Linked DNA regions of Homo sapiens: region 1 is linked to region 2. Evidence: chromatin loops called from intact Hi-C (ENCODE). Cell type or tissue: PC-3. All regions are shown on one strand. Each heading gives the region's core, and the rest is flanking DNA. Links, peaks and the distances in the headings are about the cores only.

Region 1 (5,000 bases), core at 1-5,000, 85 kb after region 2:
TAGAAATTAGTCAGTAGAGGGCTTATTCAGTGCTGGGGTTCTCAGAGAACAGAAGGATATTCAGCTACACATACTGATTCATACCCTCTATTCTAATGAAATAAGTTCAACCTTTTATTTCATTAATAGCAGTTGATAAATTTCATTCATTTGGTCACACGATTTAGTACAATTCCATAATAACATAAGGAAAGCAGTAGATACATTTATAATACCTATAACACAAAGATGAAAAATATTTTGTCACCCCATAAAAAAGATTTGTTCTCCTGGGTTTTAAGAATTTAATATAAGGCATTATATTATTTTGGTCTTTTAAAACCTTCAGATGTTAGTAGAAGAATTGGTAATAGAACATCCATTTTCACTGATGTATAAAATGGCTTGATTTTCTTTGAAAGCTCACATTTTTTCATTTACTACATAAAAAAATTCTTGGGGTCTCCTTTAATTTTGGTTGGAATGTTTTAATCTAAAGATGAACTTTCTTTCTTACCAAGGTGTTTTTTAAAGGTAGCTGGCATTGACTTGGATTTTCTTTTATTGGATAATGAATGCTTCTAGAGTCATCTGTGTGCAATTTAGAGGAGCCAATTCGGCAAATGTAACAAGAAAATTAACAGAATGATGGCTAGGGGATTAAGTGCAGAGTAAATGGTAATAATGTCACTGGAAGCCTCCTAACTTGCACTTTCGCTGTCTGTGGCACCATTAGCTCAGGTGATGTCTGTCACTCTGAAAGTTGGGTGTAGTTGGAACTGTTTGATTCCAAGAGCTTGTTTCCCTTGACAACCCAGTGTTCCTGTTGACCAGAGAGACTGGCTGAGAATTCTTTTCAGATGCACTCAAAAGTCTTGCTTAACATTTCTGGGATATGCCCAAGGCCTTTATGGAAGGCTGTTTCCTCATTCAAAAGAGGTACCGGTTTCCTGCTGAGTGTGAGAGGTTTATCAGAATATTTTTTAAAACCTACTTTTTGTGTAGGACAACTTAATCGGTATTAGTTGTTGCTCTTTGGTATACTTTTTGTTGTCTATAGTAGTTGTGTCTTTGTACATTCAGGGGACATTTTCAGGGAGCCTGCTGTGGGTAAAGAAAACCATAGGGGCTATAGGGGATGAGAAGTCCAATGAGACTTGGGAGGTACCCTCAGGGACCTTCCAGGATCCCTGGTACATTAGGATGGTACTCTAATACAAAATGGAATCTGAAAAGGGCCAGAGGAGAGGCTCAGGTAAACTTCTAGGGAAGTTCTTCATCATCATCATCATTATCATCATCATCATCATCATCATCATTATCATCATCATCATCAACAACAGTAAACATTTCTTGAATTCAGGGGCTGTGCTTATCACTTTATAAAGAACATCTCAGTTAATCTTCAGAATCCTTTGAGGTCAGCACTTTTGTTAATCTCATGTCAGTGGAGAAAACAAAACTGAGGAAATTATACAGCTTGTCCGAGATTATACAACTGTCAGTGGCTGAACCAGGATCTGAGCACTGGCTGTGAGTGCAAACTCTCACTTGGAGGCACTCCGCTGTGATGCTTCCTTGGTGATTGGTTAGGTGGAGAGGCGTGTAAAGGCAGAGAAATGGAGAGTGAGCCTGTGTGGGTCCTGTCAATAGGAGTTTGTTTGGAGTATCTATGCGTAAGGGCTAAGAAAGGGGGCAGGGATAGAGCTAGACTGGGGGTAGCTTTAGATTGGTTAATTACAAGCTAATTCAGTGGATGGTTATGAAACACTTGCCATGAGGAAAGATGAATAAGATATGGTTTCTAGTCTAGGGAGGGGCACAGACATGAACACAAGGTGAACAGTTCAGCATCACTAAAAAGCCTTGAGGAATAGGTAAGACTCAGTAAGAAGTTTAAGGAATGATAGGTTTTGCAAATTTTTTCCTTGGCTTCCAAAAGAAATCCACCCAAGGCCTATTCTTTGCCCTCTTCTCTTTTTGCTTCGACCGTGATATGTCCAGAAGATACATTCTCATAGACTATTACTGATAGATACTGTGTTGATTTGATACCAGGGTTTTCTATTCTGGGATAGGATGCTTCTAAGGAAGGCAGAAATAAAGTCATTTTGGGGAGGAAGAAGGAAGAAAAAGAGACAAGGCTGGATCATGATAGACAATTTAATTTTTAGGCTCTTTTTAAGAGTCTTAGACAGCTCTTTTATCTGTGATGGGATGTAATTGTTTACCCAGAGCAGGGCCTTTTCCAAGTGTCTGAGTGTCTTAAAGTTGTCTTTATAATCACCCTGCAGCACACCTTTCTGTCAAAAGCCAGAAATGAAGGCACTTTGGGCCCATTGTTTTGTTTTGTCTGTTGTGAATAAACCCCAGTGACAAGCTCCTCTCTGGCTAACACCCTCGCATCGAGGCTGCTCTGGCTTCGATCCCTTCTGGTTGTTAGAAGTCCTTGGCATCCTCATGCCCTCCCCCATCAAACACACTGCTTCACATTTTGTGGTTTCCCAGAAGCGCCCCGGCAGTGTGGTGCATGGTGCCTTACATCAGCAGGTGGGGATGACTCACTTTCTGGGTGCAGCACTGGCCAGGGATTGACGCCCCTTCCTGTGTTGATTCATGGGTGGATGCTCCATAACTTAGTTTGTCGTTTAGGGTATGGTCAGGGTGCCTGGGAGAGTTAGGCTCCCTCTTCTCTCCCCAACCTCCTCCTGCTACTCAAAGGTGCACACTACTTAGATCTAAGGGTGCAGGTGGGCTTGAATTGAAAATGCATCAATCCTATGTGTCTGGTGACAAGATCTTGATACCCTTTTAACAGTCTTTTCTAGAAAATAATGAAATACTAGTCAACAACCAGCATTTGCCGGATGCTAGCTCTCTGTTGGATCCTGTTGGTGGGCAGTTGGTTTGGGCTCCACAGTGGCCTACAAGGGGTCAACTCCCAGCTTTGCCATTCACTAGCTATGCAAATTTGGAAGATCACCTCCCCTCTTAGCACCTTACTTTCTTTATCTGTGAAAGGTGTCTTTAAGAACATGTCCCATCAAGCTCTAGAGAGCATCAGATGGGGGTGACAGACCTTTGGCACTTCACTTAGTGTGTGGCACCTAATCAGCATTCCATAACTATTAGTGAATTGAAATCCTGCCAATAATACTTGCCATGGATATTATTATCGTCATACCCATTTATAGATAAGGAAACTGAGAATCAAAGAGGTTACATGATTTGCTCAAGGACAAAGAATGGATAAGTGTCAGGAGCTAGGGCTGAACTCACCTCTCCTCAATCTGAGTCCATTCCGCACATTTTTTTTTGTACAGAGCTCTGGCTTCCCAGCCTGTGGAATACATACAAAACTAGCCACATTCCAGATCCTGCTTAATGATACATACACTATCTCTTTATGTGGGCACTGTGCAGTACAATTAGTAACTTTAAAGATGGTGTTCAATATATAATCTCTGCCAGCCTCAGTTTCCCCATCTGTAAACTAAAGCTTTTGGGCTAAGGGAATCACCGAGATTCAGGACTCCAACCCAGGAGCATGGCAACCCAGTCTGGGAGTCTTGGTCCTACTAGCTGTGTGCATTTGTGTGTTCACTCATCTCTCTGAGTTTTAGTTTGGTTATTTGTACAATGGGAATAATATTTTCCATAGCAGAATAGTTAGAAGATTGGAAAGTGTGAGGAAAGTCCATAACACGTAGTAGGTGCTTAAGATATGACAGCTGTCACTGAAATTTCTATGACTTATCTATGACCTGGAAACAAGCCTCCTTACCTTTCTTTTTTAACTTGGAAAAAAAGCATGCACTATGTTTTATTTAATGTTTACTTTCTAGGGTAGGAACTGCTCTAACATTGTGGTCAAAAGTGCAGAGCCTAATTTAGATGGTCTGGGTGCAACTCCTCATTTTACCACTTGATTAGTTGTGTGACTTCCAGCAGGTTGCTGAACCTCTCTGTGCTTTATTTTCCTATGCATTAAGTAAGAAGCCTTTTCCATGTAGGATTGCTGTGAGAAGTGAATGAGTTAATTTGCATGGGGTGCCTAGAATAGACTATAGTCCTTAGTAAGTTCTCAGTACACGTTAGCCTTTGTTATTGTAACCTAGGTATGTACATTCAGCAGCCCCATACTCATAACAAGTGAGCAGAACTCAAGTCCAAGAAGGGTTCAATATGTTCTCTGAATCCTGCAGCAGTGTTCGGCTGGAATTCTTTGTTTTCTCTCAGGTCTCAGTTAATAAGCTCTGACCACTCCCCATCTTCCTACCCTGGGCTCATCCTAGGATTTCCTAGGATTTGATTCTTTTAAAATTAGCCATGGAAACATTAACAGAAGAGAAAACAATACCAAGGGAGACTTTGCTTGCTCATGTTTTTCCTCCACCTCTGCCCATGTGTGGAGGTACAAGGGAGCATCCCCACCTTACGTCCCTCTGTACATCTTCATCTGCTCCCCTGGCTCGGGCAGCAGAACTGCAGCTACCAATGGCCTTTGTCGAAAGAGTGGAATGCTTATGCACTGGTTTCAATTCAGTCTGCTTTGCTGAGTGAAAGTGAGGTGGTGGGGTGCTTACTCGCCTCATTCCTCCTTTACCCAGTTCAGAGGTGTTTTGCCCTAGGAGGAAGTCGTTTTCCTAATGTGTTGGCTTCTGAAGTTCACCTCTTAATTCCAACTTTCATTTAAAAATGTTTGTGTACAAGGGGGTGAATGATACATGTAACTATGTCTCTATCCATCCTGATTCACGGACTGTGCTGCCCAAGGATATGGCAGATACATTTCCAGGAGAAGAATGAGACACTAGGGCCCATTGCTTTTAGGATGAGAGGAGGAAACAAGCCACATCTTGCAATCACACAGACACCTCTGCTGCAGCAACTCTGGGGTGGGAACCATGGCATTTTGAAGGCTGCATTCCCTTGCCTGGGAAGCCCTTGATATGGGGAGCCTTGGGCCCTCCTAGGTGCTTAGCATTGGCTCAAGAGCAGTTGATAGTGGTCCTAGAAAA
Region 2 (17,546 bases), core at 5,053-10,052:
CAGTCACAGCTGAAGTGCCCAAGCACTTCAGTTAATCAAGACATTATTGTATTGATGTGACTAAAATTCAACGAACCAAAAATGGTTTAGCCTTCCCCTATGTTGAGCTAATCTATTTCAGAATCTTCAAAAGAAAACCAAAAACCACATGGGTGATTCATTATCCACAGCAGAGAAGGAAAAATTCCAATGGAGCTTACTCTTCCCCTTATCACCGGGTAATGCTATGAATTTGCCCTTATTTATAGAAATGCTGAGTTTCTTTTCTCATGAGCTGTGAGACTAAGGATTGAAGAACACATTTTCTTTTACTTCCTGGGGAGGGTAAGGAATAGTCGACAAGGAAAGGAAAAGACATGCATTGACCCAAAGCAGGCTCAAAGCCAAATGGTGGAGGGCACACATAACAGACGTCCTAAACCTTGGATGGTGCTTACATGCTCAGCCACGAATAAGTCAGGAGTCTGAATCCACAAACAACTGGCCAGGTGAATAAGGATGCAATCAGGGCAAGCTAGAAATGCTAAGATGGCCTGGATCAAGCCATGTGCCCAGCAGGGTTTTTAGCTGAGAGGGGCCTCCTGTGAAACCTTATGGGATAGCTCCCAGGGGAACCTCTTCCTTTTCTTTACTTTTATCTTTAATTGAGAAATAATAATTGTATATATGTATAGGATATAATATGATGTTTTGACATGCATATTTATGTTGTGGAATGATTAAAGCAAGCTAATCAGCAAATTAATCAACTCACATACTTACCTTTCTTGTGGTAAAACATTTAAAATCTACTCTTTCAGTAATTTTGAAATTCACCTTGCATTACTTATTATATAGTCACCATTCTGTCCAATAGATGACTAAAGTTTATTGCTCCTGTCTAAATGAAAGACCTTGAAAAGCCAAAGCAATCTTGACCAAAAAGAACGAAATTGGTGGCTACCTGATTTCAAAATCTATGACAATTTTGTAGTAATCTAAACAGCATGGTACCAGCATAAAAACAGACACATTGACCAATGCAACAGGATAGAGATTCTAGAAATAAACCTATGCATTTAAAATTAATTGAATTTTGGCAAAGTCGCCAAGAACATACATTGAAGAAAGGACAGTGTCTTCAATAAATGATGCTAGAATAACTGAATAGCCACAAGCAGATGAATGAAATTGGACCCCTATCTAACATCATACACAAAAATTAACTGAAAATAGATCAAAGACTTTAATGTAACTTGAAACTGTAAATATACTAGAAGAAAACATAAGGGGAAAGTTCCACAACGTTGGTTCAGCAAAGGTTTCTTGGATATGAATTCAAAAGCACAGGCAACAAAAGCAGCAATAAATAAATAGGATTGCACCAAACTAAAAAGCTTTGCACAGCAGGAGAAACAATACATAGAGTGAAGAGACAACCCACAGACTGGGAGAAAATATTTGTAAATCATATATCTGATAAGGGGTTAAAATCCAAAATGTATAAAGAATTCAAACAATGCAATAGCAAGAAAATAACCCAACCAGGGGGACCTCCGTGTGAAGTGATATCGCAGTGCTCTTTTACCTTTTTCTTTCGATATGAGATTTTTCATGTTTTTTTAAAAATCACAGCAATATATGACTACAGTTTCATTGTAAAAATTAAAACATTTCAGAATTATTTTAAAAGTCAGTCAGTTTTCTCCTTCTTTTCTTCCTGGGAAATCACAGATAAGAATTTGCTAAATGTTCTTACAAAACATCCCAAATATTTCAGAACATGCATTTACATCTGTGTGTGTGTGTGTGTGTGTGTTGTGTGCACACACTTACAGGTCTAGTTTCTTTTCCTTTAAACATATAGATATGACATCATTCAGTCCATACTAAAATGCTATCTGACTTTTTCTACTTAGCACTATGTCTTGCAGATCTTAACATGCCATTGTATAATGTCTTGATCAAAATTTTTTAAATTGTTGCAGAATAGTTTACACAATATGGTGGTACCAAAATGCATAATTAATTTCCAAATTAATTAATTCCTCATTAATGCCCAAATCAATTTCCTTATTAATATTTGTTTTTCATTCAATTTTGGGTTATTTCAATAGTTAACTTTTTAATGCAGATATTTACTTACAGAAGTGCAAGTATATTGATGAGATAGACAGTTAAAAGTGAAATTGGTGGGTTAGAAAGTGGATTTATTTTATTTTATTTTATTTTATTTTTATTTTTTGAGATGGAGTCTGGCTCTGTCGCCCAGGCTGGAGTGCAATGGCGTGATCTTGCCTCACTGCAACTTCTGCCTCCTAGGTTCAAGTGATTCTCCTGCCTCAGCCTCCAGAGTAGCTGGGATTACAGGTGCCCACTGCCATACCTGGCTAATTTTTATATTTTTAGTAGAGATGGGGTTTTACCATGTTGGTCAGGCTGGTCTCAAACTCCTGACATCAAGGCATCCTGCCGCCTTAGCCTCCCAAAATGCCTGGATTACAGGCATTAGCCACTGCACCCGGCCCTGAAAGTGAGTATCTTTTAAATTTTTCAAGGTGCTTATAGAAAGCATGGATTCTCCATGTATTCCTGCCTGTTTCTCCACATCATCACCAGGAGATATTCTTTGTAATGTGAGGTCTGATTCTAGTGTTCAATCTGCCTTCCATGTTTCGAATGTCACCAATAAACCATGTGATGAATAACCCTCTTCTCCCACTAACTGTCACGCACCCTCTACATTGTCACTTAAATAGATTATCACTTTCTAGGCAGGTCTTTTCTGATCCCTTGAACTAGGTTTCATCTCTGTAGGCTGCACTGCAGCCTACATTTATTTGCAGTTATGTAGGGATTGAATAATTTTTTAATATTTCTCCTCTACCCTAGACTCTTAGTTTCACTCATTCATTCATTCTCATATTTGTTTTTTCATTCATTTCTTCAAAATACTGACTGACAAATTGAGTGCTGATGTAATGTAGAGGTTGGGAGACGGGACACTAAAAGAAACTTCTTTGGTTCAAAATCTAGCTTCACCCCTTATTAACTGCAAGTTATATTGCTTCTGTCCGCCTCTGTTAGTATTTTCCTCATAGGCTTGGGGTGATTATTAAATTGCAGCATGCACAAAAATCACTCAAAAGGGCAACTGACATACAGTAAGTGCTAAAAAAATTCTATGATGCCTTATTATGTGCCAGGTGCAGAGGATCTGGAGGAAGAATATAAACCAAGAACTTCAAAAAAAAAGTATACCAGCTATAAGAAAAATAAATGCGGTTGAGTGCGGTGGCTCACACCTGTAATCCCAGCACTTTGGGAGGCCGAGGCAGGCCGATCACCTGAGGTCGGGAGTTTGAGACCAGCCTGACTAACATGAAGAAACCCCATCTCTACTAAAAATACAAAATTAGCCGGGCGTGGTGGCGCATGCCTGTAATCCCAGCTACTCGGGAGGCTGAGGCCGGAGAATCGCTTGAACCCGGGAGGCGGAGGTTGCAGTGAGCCGAGATCGTGCAACTGCACTCTAGCCTGGGCAACAAGAGTGAAACTCTGTCTCAAAAAAAATGAAAAAAAAAAAAAAAGAGAAAAGAAAAAAAAAAAAGAAAAATAAATGCAGAGTATGGAGACTCCTTTATAGTGTAGCCAGGGAAGACTTCTCTGTAAAGGTGACCTGTGAGCTGATGCCAGAAGGATAGGGGAGGTGTGAGCTTGCTGAAGAGTTGTGAGAAGAACACTTTAGCTAAGGAAACACCAAGTGCAATTGTCCTAGGGTAAGAGCAAAGCCTATGTGAAGGGAGAATGGGGAGAAAGGGGAGAGATCAGGTCTGGGTCCTCTTCACCATGGTCCCCGGTGCTTAGTACAGGGCATAGCACTGTGTAGGTGCTCAGCAAGTTCTTAGAATAAATGATTGAGAAGTGGATGAAAGAATGAGTGGGGAAAGGAAGGGATGATCTGAATGGTTAAAGGCTTTCTTCTGCTCTCAGGCAGCATCTGTCTATTTTCATTCACTCTAGTCTTCTGGAGAATAAGCTGGTAGGCGTAGAGATGAGTGGACATTTTGATCCAGTGAGGGGTATTGAAGACCCCTCAAATCACATGTGGCACCTATGGTAAGGCTAATTTTTATATTTTTAGTAGAGATGGGGTTTTATCATATTGGCCAGGCTGGTCTTGAACTCCTGACCTCAAGTGATCTGCCCATCTAGGCCTCCCAAAGTGCTGGGATTACAGGGGTGAGCAACTGTGCCTGTCCTAGTTATGCATTTTAAATAATAAAGCGCAGCTTTGTGAAGAACCACAGGTATTGCTGTGTACTAGATTTCATAAAAATGTGTTTTCTTTTTCTTCTCAAATTATGTTGGGGTTTATATATTAAGTCTCAACAAAAGCAAAACAGGATCCTCATGTAGCCCAAGAGCTGAAGCCTACAACATGCATGCTGGAGGCTGCCTTGGTCATGGTTATGGAATGGGGTGGGACAGCGGTGGGCAGGGCAGGGCAGGGCTGTCATCCAATAAAAGAAGGGATCCTTATGGACCATGTGCCCAGAAAAGGTGACAATGGACATTCCAACCACCAAATTTAGTGAAATCATTTGCCCTGAACCAAGCTTAGAAGAGTCAGAGTCCAATCACCAGGCTTTTGCTTGTCACGTCAGGATGGCCAGAGGTTTCCACTCAATGTTATGTGTCCACCCGTGCACGAAGATAAGTGGCCATGTGCCCATAAACACACTCACTTCACAACGTCCTCACAGCCTGACCTCAGGTTCCATGTGATGGCCAAAGACAACAGAATAGGAATATTTAATACCCACAGAAAAAAGGAAGTAAGGTCCAAGTGAGCAGAAACAAGTCCCCAAGGCTGGTGAGATGAGATTAAACAAACATTATTAATATTGGATTAGCATTTTAGCTTTTCCAAACTGTTTTCAACCATGTACTATATTATTTATTATCATGTCCAGCCTCAAAGGAGACAAATAGCTTACTAGTAGCATAAGATCCTAGGTTAACATCCCTGGTTTTTCCTACTAGTCAATGTTGATGTTCTAATCACAAATTACAGTGCATTGGAACAACCAATCTTCAGAGCCACTTTAGTTTTCTAGGTAGTTTTATGGAAAAATTATATAATATATATATTTCTATGTTTCAGTTTATAAGAAAATCCAATTTTATAAAAATATATTCCTTTCTTCATTAGTGTATTCAAAAAATAGTTTTTGAAACAATTGCATGCCAGGGCAAAGATTAAAAAACAACCTGTTTTTGATATTTACAAAGCCTGAGTTAGTGGGCTGAAAATTCAAGAGGCTTTCATTGCTTTCCTGTTCACACTTATCAGCCTTTACAGTCTTTCTACCCTGTGGCTGGCTTTATGGAGAAGTCCTCAAAAGAAAACCCATCCCCTGGGGCTGGATCTGTCTGTGTTTCTCATGAAATCTCTAACACTAGGGTTGTCTTGTTCATGAGACTTTCCAAATTTGATGGTAAGGTTGCCATGGCAACTAGTGTAAATGGACAACTCTCGTGTCATCAGCAGTTGCCTGGAACACGTTTCTGACTTGGGACTGCCTCTGCCTCCCTGCAGCCATTGCCTTAGTAGGGCTTTGCAAGAACTTGGGTCTATACTCTAACCTCAATACAGGTCATATCTGAAGCCCCTGACATATTGCAATTTCAGGACACAGTCCACGTGTGGCTGGTGTCTTCCAGCATCTTTACAACAGCTATTTATCAGCATCACCATAGGATGTGTCAATGGAATGGGAGGCGTGTATGATGGTAGAATTATCATCTTCATGGAGGGGCGAAACAAAAAAGTTTTCTAGACTCATAGGACCCTGAAGAAGCAGAGACGAATATCAGTGAGGCTCATGTTTTCTTAGGCATTACCTTTTATAAGATGGACTGCTCTAATAACACTACAGACAAGTGTTCTTCCCAAAAGGTGGTAGGGAGTGGAGGAAGGGGCATGGACAATCATTCACTTCACAATTATTTATTGAGTACCTGTGATGGGCCACAGTTCTAGATGTTGGAATATAAGGCGCTGGAGTCAGATGGTCTCCAGTTAGTATCTTGCTAACTGTGTGTGAACAAGAATGCTTTTTATAACTTGCTTAGTGCATTTCTGATGGAGGGAGAGAAAAGGTGTCCTAGAGTCTGTCTTGCATGGTGTCTTATACACAGGAGGTGCTCAACAAACATTACCAATGCCAAGGATGACAGTAGGGAACAGCAGATGGAGGTACAAAAAGCAATGGGTTTTAAACCAGGAGGCTTCAGGACCCCAGGCAAGTTACTTTTGCCTCTCCAAACTTGCTTCATTTTATAAAATGGGAATGGTAATGTCTCCCTTGCACGGTTATTGTGAGAATTCAGTAAGATGATGTCCATGAAAGGGGTTAGTGTAGAATGGGGTGTAGGAGGGGAGGGTGGAGGAGCAGCAGGGGCCGGATCATGCAGGCCATGTTGGGCATGCTTGCTATTTTGGACTTTCTCCTAAAAGCACTAGGGAGCTTTTAGGAGCTCCTAGAGGGTTCCAAGTGACAGAGGGAAGGGAGCTTTGTCTTTCTGGAAGTACCCTCTGGCTATAGCCTGGAACTGGGGAGGACAGCCAGCAGGCTTTTGCCGTAATGCAAATGAGTCATGATCATGACCTCTGTAAAGAAAGCGTGGCTGGAAATGGAGAGCGGTGGGCACAGTCAAGCGACTGGAATGTAGGATTTGCAGAAGGCAGTGTCTGCTACTTATGGATGGGAGATGTGGGGCCGGCTCTTCAAATGCCGAGGAGTCAAGAGACACTCTGATTTCTGGCTTATGCGACTAGGTAGGAAATGGTGCCTCCAAACTGAGATGATGAATGACAGGAGGAGGAATGTGTCTGTGGGACAAGACAGCTCAAGAGTTGAGCTTTGGACACAGAGTGTGAGGGGCCTGTGGTCAACCCAAGCAGGGTGTCTAGGCACTCACACCCAGCTAATACCTGAGTGTTTTGGTCAGGGGCACATGTGTGAGTGAGACAGATCTGGACCCACTAGAGTTTCTATTCTAGTGTGGGAGACATGTAGCTAACATGTGGTCAGCAAGTGAATAGGATAAAGAGGTTCTAGTGCTTGACAGGACCTAGTGTGGGTGGGTGGGTGCTGGCATAACTTTATACAGGATGGTCAGGGAAGGCCTCTTTTGGGAGGCAGCATTTAAAATCAGACTGAAGGACGAAAGACCTTGGGCAAGCCACATCATCCTCTGGAGCCTCAGTTTCAACATCTTTAGATGGGGACAACAGTGCTTTTCTTACAGATCAAAGGCTACTGTACATCAAAGCAACTTGAAGCTATATAAATGGGAGGAGTTGTTCTTGGATAACACCTCCTTGGAGGCTTGGAAAGGTTTGGGCTCTGTCCTGGCATCTCTGTTGGCATCCAGAAGGAGAGGGTGTGCTTACTGCCCAGAAGTTTTCTTAGAATCAGGGGTCCTGTCCTCATGCTTAGATTCTTGGCCCCCTAAACTCCTCCAGGACTCAAGGGTAGAGGGAGGGCCTAGACTGCACTGTGCTTTGTGGCCACAAGAGGGCTCACGGCTCATAGACTTTGCATCCAATAAATCTTCCAGGTTGGCTCTTGACAGTTTCATTGAATGGGGCCCCATCCTGCAATGTTGGAGATTGCTATTTAATTATGCACGATCATTGGACAATTATGAGCACTTCTATAATAGCTCAACATTAATTTTAGCATCTTAATTTTATAAATGTTTAAATGTGTTGCTCATGCAGAGCTATTCAAATGCAGATGATTAAATCAAATTACTGCGTTTATAATTTTCTAGAGGTTTTTCCTTGGAAATTAAATCTCATCATTAAAAGTTTCCCTTTGTTGTCACCCTTGGTCAGCCGCTTGGTTCTTAGTCACAGTGCTAATTGTGCTCTCTCCGTAATGTGCACATTCTGCCTTGGTTTCAGCTGCCAGATTCTTTAAGCACTCAGTATGTTCATAGCATCCTGCTTAGTGACTCATTGTCTGACCTTCCAGTGACAAATTGGAAATAAGCAAAAAGATGAACCTGCAACATAGGAGAGCTTTGGGAGCTTGGCAAAGTGGATCACTGCCATAGTGTTTACACCGTGATCTTCAGGTCATCACAAGTGTAGACAAGGAAATTTGGATGCAGGTCCAACCCTCGCTCAGATGAAAAAGAAAGTATTACAGTCTCGGGGACTTCTTCTGTGGATATGAGATCAGCAGACAGGCATGAATTTCCCCTACTCTCCAGCACCTTCCCCTATTACAGTTCCTCCGCGTGTCACTCAAAGAGCAATGTGCTCACAGGGGTCACGAGGCAGAGGTGTTTGCAGCCTGCTGACTCCAGGAGCATTTGGTCATCCTTGTCGACCACTGCTCATCTATCACTTATAATAAGAACCTTGTCATCTGGATGACATTGGACCTCAAGGTTTTGGAGTCTTTCTGAGTGAAGGAGAATTTGTCACAAGGCTGATGACAACTCCCAAGGAAAAAGTCTTTAAAGCTAAAATATCTAATGAGACGGAAGGCATGTTGGTTCCCTTCTCTCTTGGACACCTTTCTAGCTGTTTGTGTACTATGGCATGCAGGCTAGCTGGTCATCAGGATCTCAGCTAAACTTGCACAGGAGCATCTTTGTTCAAGCTGCCATGGATGCTGTGGGTTCTGGAGGAGAAGGGATAGGATAATTAATCTTGTGTTGTGTGACTCTTGATGGCAGAAAGGATTCTGCCAGAGATTCTAGAAGCTCAATGGGACATGGACCCTGGCTCAATCTGATGCCCCACCTGGGGGTGTGGCATACCAATGAGGGTATACTGAGCAGTCACTCAAAGCCATGGTAGCAGAATCAGGGACAGGTCACAGTTAAGTGCACAGGGATAGTGTCCTAACTGAACTGTTTTTTGGGTGTGACCATGATGCAATTTCTGCTGCTTTGATCTCACTTGTTCTTGCCTGCTTTTGCTTTTTAAGTCTGGTTCTTTTTCTTTTCTATCACTGATAGAAATCCATCCAAAAAACTGCTTGTCTACTTAAGGTAGTTAGATCTGGCTTCTCTTCCTTACAACCAAGACTCCTGATGTAGCTCTTGCTATAGCAGCTCATCTTCTTCAGGTCTCAATTTTTTTTCCCCCTTTGTAATTGAGTTTTCTTTTTCTGCACCTGCCTCAAGCCTCAGGGCAGCTCCATCCTCTTTATCTCATGCAAACAATCTCCTGAACCTGAAACCATAACATTTTCTCAACATTTGAGGAACTTTCCTGACTAATTCCTGACTCTTTCTGGATATCTGTTCATCCTCAGGCCTCTGTACCTTTGTAGTATTGTTGGTCTTTCTTCCTACAAGGACATTGCTTAAAAGGGTGGATTTTCAAGTCAGAGTGCCTGGGTTCAACTCCAGGCTCTGCTGTTTGCTTCTGTATGACTTAGGACCCGATTCTTAATTTCTTCATGCCTCAAATTCCTCATCTGAAAAAGGGGCATCATAATAATATGTAGTTCATGAAGTCGTGATAAGGGTTAAATTCATGAAGCTACGTGAAGTGCTGAGGACAATGCTTGACACATAGTGAGTACTCAATAACAATAGCTATTTTTATTAATGCCTTGTTGACTTGTTATGTGGATTAATTAAGATTCCTGGCACATATTAGGTACTCAGTTGTTGTTCATTTTTGTCTCATCTTCTATCAGATGGACTCTTTCTCATCTTTCACATCTTCTCAAGTCACCTCTGTGCCAGGTGTCCTGATCTTACCTGCCTTTGGTTGACTTAGCCCAAAGGAGCAAGTAGGAGTAAGATTAAAGATATGTGATCTGGGGGTAGAATTTCAGGTGAGAGAGAGAAAAAAATCTGCCTATCAACTTGGGCTCCCCTGGGATGATGGCATTTCTATTTGGATAGCCCTCTGATTACATTTTAATGGAGAAAATCAATTAGCAGGTCCTTGTTGTGCTACTATTGTAGGATCAAACCCCAGTCCTCAGAGTGCACCACTTGTTTTCTGGATTTTGTTTGTTTCTTTTATTTCTTCAGGCTTCTTTTTCTTTTTTCTTTTTCCTCTCCTTTGGTTTTAGTAAAGCTTGGATTACAAAACTCCAGCCTGCATGGGGGAACATTAAGGAAACGAGAGTTACACATTTTAAAGGCAGGGCATGGGGGCTGCAAGAGGTGAGGGGCCTTGGAGAGGGGGTGGGGTGGAAGAAGAGCTGAGATCTGCCTAGGAGTGGTCCACCCTTCTTACTCTTCCCTGCCCCTATCCTGCCTGTTCTCCTTGCCACCCCGTTTCCCTCCCCAACTCTTTCTCTTCCTATCTTTCCTTAGTTGAGAAGAATCTGGCTGGAAATACCTAGTGAAAGGACCATTTCTGCATTCTAGGGATCTTCAGAGAGAGGAATGTAGATGTTTCTAGTTAGTAGTAGGCTAGTGGGAGGAAGAGTTTGAGTAGGCAGTCACATATTTTGAACAAGATGGATTCAGTCTACAATCCTTGCCTAGTTACCCTCTGAGCTGCCGAGCTGGAATACCTCTTCCTGTCTTAGAATTCTCATCTGTGACTCACTGACAATCTTTTTCCGTTTTTTGTTTTTTTTTGAGACAGAGTCTTGTTCTGTCACCCAGGCTGGAGTGCAGTGGTGTGATCTCGGCTCACTGCAACTCCACCTCCTGAGTTCAAGTGATTCTACTGCCTCAGCCTCCCAAGTAGCTGGGATTGCAGGTGTGACCCACCAGGCCCAGCTAATTTTTGTATTTTTTTTAGTAGAGATGGAGTTTCATCATATTGGCCAGGCTGGTCTTGAACTCCTGACCCCCAGCGATCCACCCGCCTCAGCCTCCCGAAGTGCTGCGATTACAGGCATGAGCCACCATGCTTGGCCTCCTTTTCCTTTTAAAATACTTCTCATCAAGTGCTGTTGCACCAATAATGATGGTAAGAGTAATGATACCAGTGACAAACATATCTTGAGTGTTTGTCATATACTATGCACTGTTCAGCCTTTGCATGCATTATTAATTTACTGGGTAACACCCTATATATCAGGTCTTATCGTTCCTATTTTGCAGAAAAGGAAACTGAGATTTACAGAGGTTAAATGACTTGCCGAAGGTCACATAAGCAGTAAATTGTAGAGGCAGGATTTGATTCCATATAAGCTCTTAAAAATCTAACTCATGACAAGAAATTTCCATGAAATTTTTACTATGGTTGTGTACTAGGTTTGCCTATTTTTTAAAGACCAGATTTTTTGAACTTGAAGGTCTTTATTCAAACACAGATTGCTGGGCCCTATTTCACAGTTTCTAATTTAGTAGGCCTAGGGTGGCTCAGAGAATATGGATTTCTAAAGAGTTCTTGGGTGATGCCCATCCTACTGGTCCAGAGACCTCAAGTTAAGAACCACCATCCTAGATCCCTATTAACTGCTGATCGTGTGTTGATTGGAAATATTCAACCATAAAGGCTTGGTTAATTTAGACCCAACTTATAGGGATTTTCTAATCACGTGACTAGGGCTAAGACAGTTTGTGCAAAAAAAGATAAGATCTTTCCAACAAAGCATCAGCACACAGGGTTATCAAGAAGAGGTTGAAACTATGAGAAAACAAACTGCCCTCTGACACTTATGGCACAAAAGTGATAATTTATCAGCACATTTTCTCCCTAACAGGTACCATAAATTGTGCTCTGTTGTGGTGTTAAATAACATTGACCCACAAAATAAGAAAGTTACTCACTTTGCAGTTCTCTTTCAGTTCCAATTATGTCAATGAGAAGGCATCAGTTTTGTGCTATTTCCTTTAATGCCTCTAAAAACACTCCTTAATCTCCCCTTCAACAAACAGAAAGTAAGACTCAGGATAGGCAACAGTAACCAGAATTTAATACATTGTTTGTTTTTATTGATATGCTTTATTTTGCCATTAACTTATATATACCCCATATAAACAGCTTGACACAAATTAGGAAGACAGACTGCCTTGGCTCTGCCATTTACCAGCTGTGCAACTGTGGGCAAAGTTCTCAACCTCTCTGTGTTTCAGTTGCCTCACTTAAAAAATGAAGATAAAAACAACCTCTGCTTCAATATTGTTATAAAGATTAAAAGAGTTAATATTTATAAGACCCCTAGAAGACTGTCTGGAATATAGAAAGTACTACATAAGTACTTGTAAATAAATACAAGTACATGTATTTTTATATAAGTAAATAATTCACTGAAGTATGAAAAATACTGTCTTAAAAGCAATGAAAGAGCAGAGATGGTGTTCTGGCAATCTGAGGCTGTCCTTGCCCCACCCCAGCCCATTCAGACATTGCAAATCCATGAAGGCAAGTTTCTGATTCAGCTGTCAGAAGTCACTGGCCACAGCCCTCCAGGTAGCCACAAGCAATGGTTAAAAGTTACTTAAGACCAAGATCTGTTTACAGTTTACAGACACTGGTTTGGCTACCCAGGGCATCTGGGGCAGGGGCTGTGGTTGAGTGAGGGATGGACCTTGATGGCTCCAGGCAGGGCAACCCCCACAGTGGTGAGACCCATCAGAGAGTACCACTGAGGTTCCAGCACCAGATTGGCTATCATCCAATGGCCGATTGTCTTCATGACCATGACCAGATTGTCTTCATCCACTCAGTGTCCTTAGGGGAACAGTGATCCGCTCTCCCCTTCAAAGCCAACCAATGTTGAGTCTAAGGATATGGGAAGGATATTGGAAATGAGGATATTGGGGTCATGAGGGAGAATGGATGCGGCATCCATGATGGGGACGGGGGGGCTATGCAGTCAGACAGGCACTGAGCCCCATGTCTCTGCTCCTCACAAGCCAGCCTTTGATTCAAGACTCAAAAATGAACTTAGTTTTCTCCATGAGCTTGCCTCAGTCAGGCCTTCCCGTAGTTACTGGGGACCTTATTTAATAAAAAGCAGACCCAGGCCTGCATTCCCAGAGATTCTGATTCAGCAGGATGTCTGCATTTTTATTAAGCACATTAGTGATTCTGATGCTGATAGTTCACGGGATACACTTTCGGGAATCCTGCTTCCGTTTCTTTTTAAAGGAGAATGTTCCTTTGTTTTTACTGCTTTAGTATCATCTGTGTAACTCTTTGCTGCAGCAACAGTCTCTTTTGACAGGAAGAAAGTGAAAAATGCTGCCAGATCGAGATGAGTGATGGTGTTGCAAAGAAGGATGAATTTATAATACAGAGAGCTTCAAAGACATTAAGTCACTTTCCCTGTTTGATCTTTTTCATTCTTTGCACATTATGAAAAATTATATAAATTGTTCTTAAGTTATGAGCATAATATTATATGTGCCTAAAATCTTTGGCTAAAATGAATCAGAACTTTTAGTTTTCTATATTAAAAAAAGAACCCAATATGAGTTTCTTTGCCAGATTCTTTAAAATAGGAAGCCTAGAGTATTATGCTATTATAAACTGGTCTTTTAAAAAAATTTTTTTCTCCCAACTTCTTACATCCAGTGGAATGTCTACTCCATGGGGCTTCTGACATAGAATAGTCAGTTGCCAAGAAATAACGCGTTGTCAGCCAGAGAAAACGAGAAGGTGAAAAATGCAAGCGGGAAAGCAGGGTATGATTACAATAGTCAACAATGTGAGCTCTGAGGGTTGCTGTGGATCATTGCTGTGCTTGGAGCCTTGGTCAATGTAAAGACATCAAGATGGGAAATCCCTCCAGTAGGGATTTTTTTGTATTGTGGTGATACATATAAAATAACATTTATCATTTTAACAATTTCTAAATGTACAGTTTTATGGGAGTAATCACATCCGTAGTGTGTAACTTTCCACCATCCATCTCCCAGTCTGAAACTCCAGACCCATTAAACACTAACTCCTCATTCTCCCATCTCCTCTCCCCTGGTAGCCATCATTCTACTCCCTGTGTCTATGAATTTGACTAGTCTAGGTACCTCATATATATGGAATCATGCAATACTTATCCTTTTGTGATTTGGCTTCTTTCACTTACCATAATGTCTTCAAAGTTCGCCCACGTTGCTGCATATGTCAGGATTTCCTTCCTTTTTAAGGTTGATTGATATTTCATTGTATGTGTGTGTGTGTGTGTGTGTGTGTATGTATATATATATATATGTGTGTGTGTGTGTGTGTGTATATATATATACATAAAACTTCTTTCTCACCTCCCCCTTCCCAGTCTGTTCTGATATTCTAGAGCTGGCAAGTGGCTGTTGGGTTGCTTGAGTGACACTCAGCAGGAGACGAGCTGAGCGAATGGTTAAACTCCCAGAATCACTGGCTAAGCTCTTAACATTTCTGGAATTTTCTCATGTAGTTCATTGATTTATAAGTCCTCACATGGACTCTTACAAGTAGAAGTTTAACACATCCTGTAGGTGATTTTTTTTTCAAATTTCAGTTGATTGAGACCTAAAAATTCCATTGGATGATTTGAAACCACAGAAGAGGATGATTCTGTTGATGCTGATGGGATTGGAGAGGGTAATATTATTGTCAGCTTCAGGCTTTTGCATTAAATGTTGCTCCCTGTGTGTTCCAATTGCTTTGTTTCCAGTGAGTAATCTTAGGGTCGGCTAAACCAAGGTAGAGTGGAAGAGACCTCCTGGTGAATCCTGTTTGATGTTCAAGTAAGAGGCATAGGGTGCAGGCTTATCATTTGACCGATTTATAATGCTATGGATATGAGAGTCACTAGGTAGTGATGACCTGCACCCTAGAGGCAGGGCTTGTTATTGAGCAATTCATAGAAATTCCACCCCTGCCCCATGCCACTTAATCTGTAGGAACAAGAAGTCAGATGAGAACGGTAGTATTGTATACATCCCATTTTCAAGGCTGTGTCTCAAAGGAATCATTGTTGATCTGCTCCCTTTGAAGGGTGGGCTTGCAAAGTTGTAGAACTCTCTGGAAGAGTGGCGGGTAGTCAGAACAGAGCACCTGCTTCAGAGGAGACATTTTTTCCTTCTGGTTCTGACCCCCGCAGGTGTCTGAACCTCACTCCTCTCTTTAAAACTGGCCTGCAGAAGCCCTCCCATGGAGTGCCTCCCAGGAGGCTAGGCTGTTTCTGAATTCAGTTTTTGAAAACGGCTTTGAAGATAAAAGGAGGTGTGTTCTGTTCATGCCACTTCCCCCCTTAATTTAATCTGGTCTTGCAGCCTCCCCCTAAAACCAGCCTTCCCTCCCATGACAGCGATTCTAGGAACTGTGGGGCCGGAGAAACCTGCAGTACGGGCTTCAGCCCTCCTCCTGGAGTGGGACTTTGCCAATGCACCACAAGGATCCCCTCTGCAGGCCCTTCAGCCACATCTGCTCTCTAGTTCTGAAACCAGTCCAGCTGGCTTAGAGCTTCTGTAATGAGGAAGGTAACACTTCATTTGCCCAGCACTGCCAAGAAATGGATAATCCAGATCATTGAAATAGACTCTTCCGAAGCACAAACCTGAACGTCTCTTATGATTCTTGTGGGAACTCTTTCAGAAACCACATCATATCCTGTTCCTTTTAAAAGAGGAGGTGTTGAACACTACTTAACCTTTGCACGATCACTTGCATTGCGTACTCATCATTAGGCCATGCAGCATTGCAGTGAGATTGCCCGTCGTCCCTGCGTGCTGAGACACAGCTGCCGCATGTCTGTCTGGCATTTTTTGTTTCAATCTGCATGGGAGAGAAAGATGGAATAACCAATTAGTTAGCATTACACATGAGAACAAATAAAACTGATGGTGGAGTGATGAAACAGCAAGGATTCTGAGGTCAGATGGCTCCAGGTTTGATGCTGAAGCTATAGTTTATAAGATGGCATCAGGGGCTAATTATTTAACCTCTCCAAGCCTCAGTTTCCTCATCTGTAAAATGGGAATAGAAATAGCACCTTTTTCATGGATTGGTGCGAGGATCACGTGAGGTAATATAGATAAGGCGCCTGGCACACAGCATTGCTAGCTGTCACTAAAAGTGGAGGAGACGGGAGAGAGGGGAGAGTGACAGATAATATTCATGCCTTGCCAATACCACCCTGCCCTATCCCTACCCCTCAGTATTCACCACCTCTTCCATGCCAGTCTCAGCTGCCAGCTGCAAGCACCTGTAACTTTTTTTAAGGGCTTTCTCTGGCTGTTGTCCTCTGCTTGGCTGGAGTTCAGGGAAGGCTATATGTGCCAGGAGCTATCTTCTTGGATCCCCAGAAGTGGCTCTCTACAAACCGACAGAAGTTGGTGAATGAAAACCATGGCTCCAGGTGGGGCTGGGGCTAGGGGATGATTCTGAGACACTGCTGTGTTTCCCCAGCAGGAATAAGTCTCATCTGCCCACAGGGGTCACCTGCTTGCAATGCGCCTTGTATTGCCTTTTCTCCCTTCCATGTGTTATTTCCTCACTTGCCCTCTGGGCTCCCTGGATCGCTGCCCAAATAAGCTCCAAGCACTTGTGCCCTTGCTTAGGAATGGCCTCTAGAGGAACCCAAGCTAAGACATTATTATGCCTGCTAGATGTTACCTTATTTTCCTCTCACTCTTCCTTCCCATTCCCTTCTGTATGTGATTTGGATTGTATGGAAGAGAAAAAAAAATTCCATTTTCACACAGATAGTTACAAATACTAACAATACATATTTGAGATCTTGCTTTGCAATCACAGTATATATTCTTCAGTAAAAATGTTCCAGAAGCATGAGAGATGGATAGTCATTGTTTTCAGAATTGGACCATTAACAGAATCTAATAACCGTTTCCACTCTTCAAATCTTAAGCAAGAAGCGGTAGAACCTTTGGAGAGAAGCACAACCTGCCTCCAGCATCCGATGTTAACCTAGTGGGACAGCTGCACAGTTTGCATGGCATGAATGTTTGTACATTCACCTGTCACTGCACAACTGACTGTTTCACGGTGACAAGGGCAAACACTGGGAAGTGAATGCTGCGCTCACTTGTGCATTTGATGCAAGGAGATGTGCAGAGGCCAGAAATTTCAAAATCACCAGTGCGGCTTGCCACACTCCCACTTACCAGTACCTTTATATGAAGGCCAGACTTACATAGAGATGGAAGGTGGGTTTTTTTTCCCCCAAAGTTTGTACAAAAATGAGTTTATGTGGCTGCACCAGTTCATGCACTGTCAAGCTCTAAGTCTGTTAAAATTTAGCATGCCGCTCAAGGAGGCATATGTTCTTTTTTATTACAGTTTTTGAAGTGGTTAAAATATATTTTACAACACCACCTGCTTGACTAGAGGCCCTTGAACCAGGTTTAAAACCCTCTCATTCTAGCATGCAGCCTGCAGAAATGACAGCCCCTTCCTTCCTCCTTCAGTTGAACAGCTCCAGAGGAGACAGATGGACACAGAGGCAAAGCCAAACTGCGGAAGAGACTGGCTGAGAATCACCAAGGTGGCTTAGTGGAATGAACCTTTCTGCCTATCCACTCTGCTCCTGGCAATAAAATCATCCCCAAAATAATACCTGCTGCTCTGTTTGCTGAGCACAGGCCATGTGCCATGCCCTGTGCTCAGTGCTTAC

What was found. A loop is a pair of places that touch in the nucleus more often than their neighbours do. Peaks named below come from ENCODE experiments on the same cell type or tissue, not always from the same donor. Only the 100,000 strongest peaks of a DNase experiment are listed, where the experiment ranks them.
Region 1: a loop joins it to region 2, with 4 times the contacts of the local background. A loop is called at or near these places in 2 of 110 quality-filtered maps.

The regions. Positions count from the first base shown.
Region 1 is chr10:120,506,090-120,511,089 of GRCh38, forward strand. All of the region lies in intron 2 of PLPP4 (phospholipid phosphatase 4), which reads left to right. Among named protein-coding and RNA genes, the nearest start is that of PLPP4, 51 kb to the left of the region's middle. In PC-3, for the core only: no CTCF peak of the experiment used is centred there; a DNase peak (open chromatin) is centred at 2,502; H3K27ac peaks cover 2,416 bases.
Region 2 is chr10:120,415,973-120,433,518 of GRCh38, forward strand. No RefSeq gene overlaps it. Among named protein-coding and RNA genes, the nearest start is that of PLPP4, 32 kb to the right of the region's middle. In PC-3, for the core only: a CTCF peak has its summit at 7,558 (motif pointing right); DNase peaks (open chromatin) are centred at 6,689, 7,569 and 7,999; H3K27ac peaks cover 1,885 bases.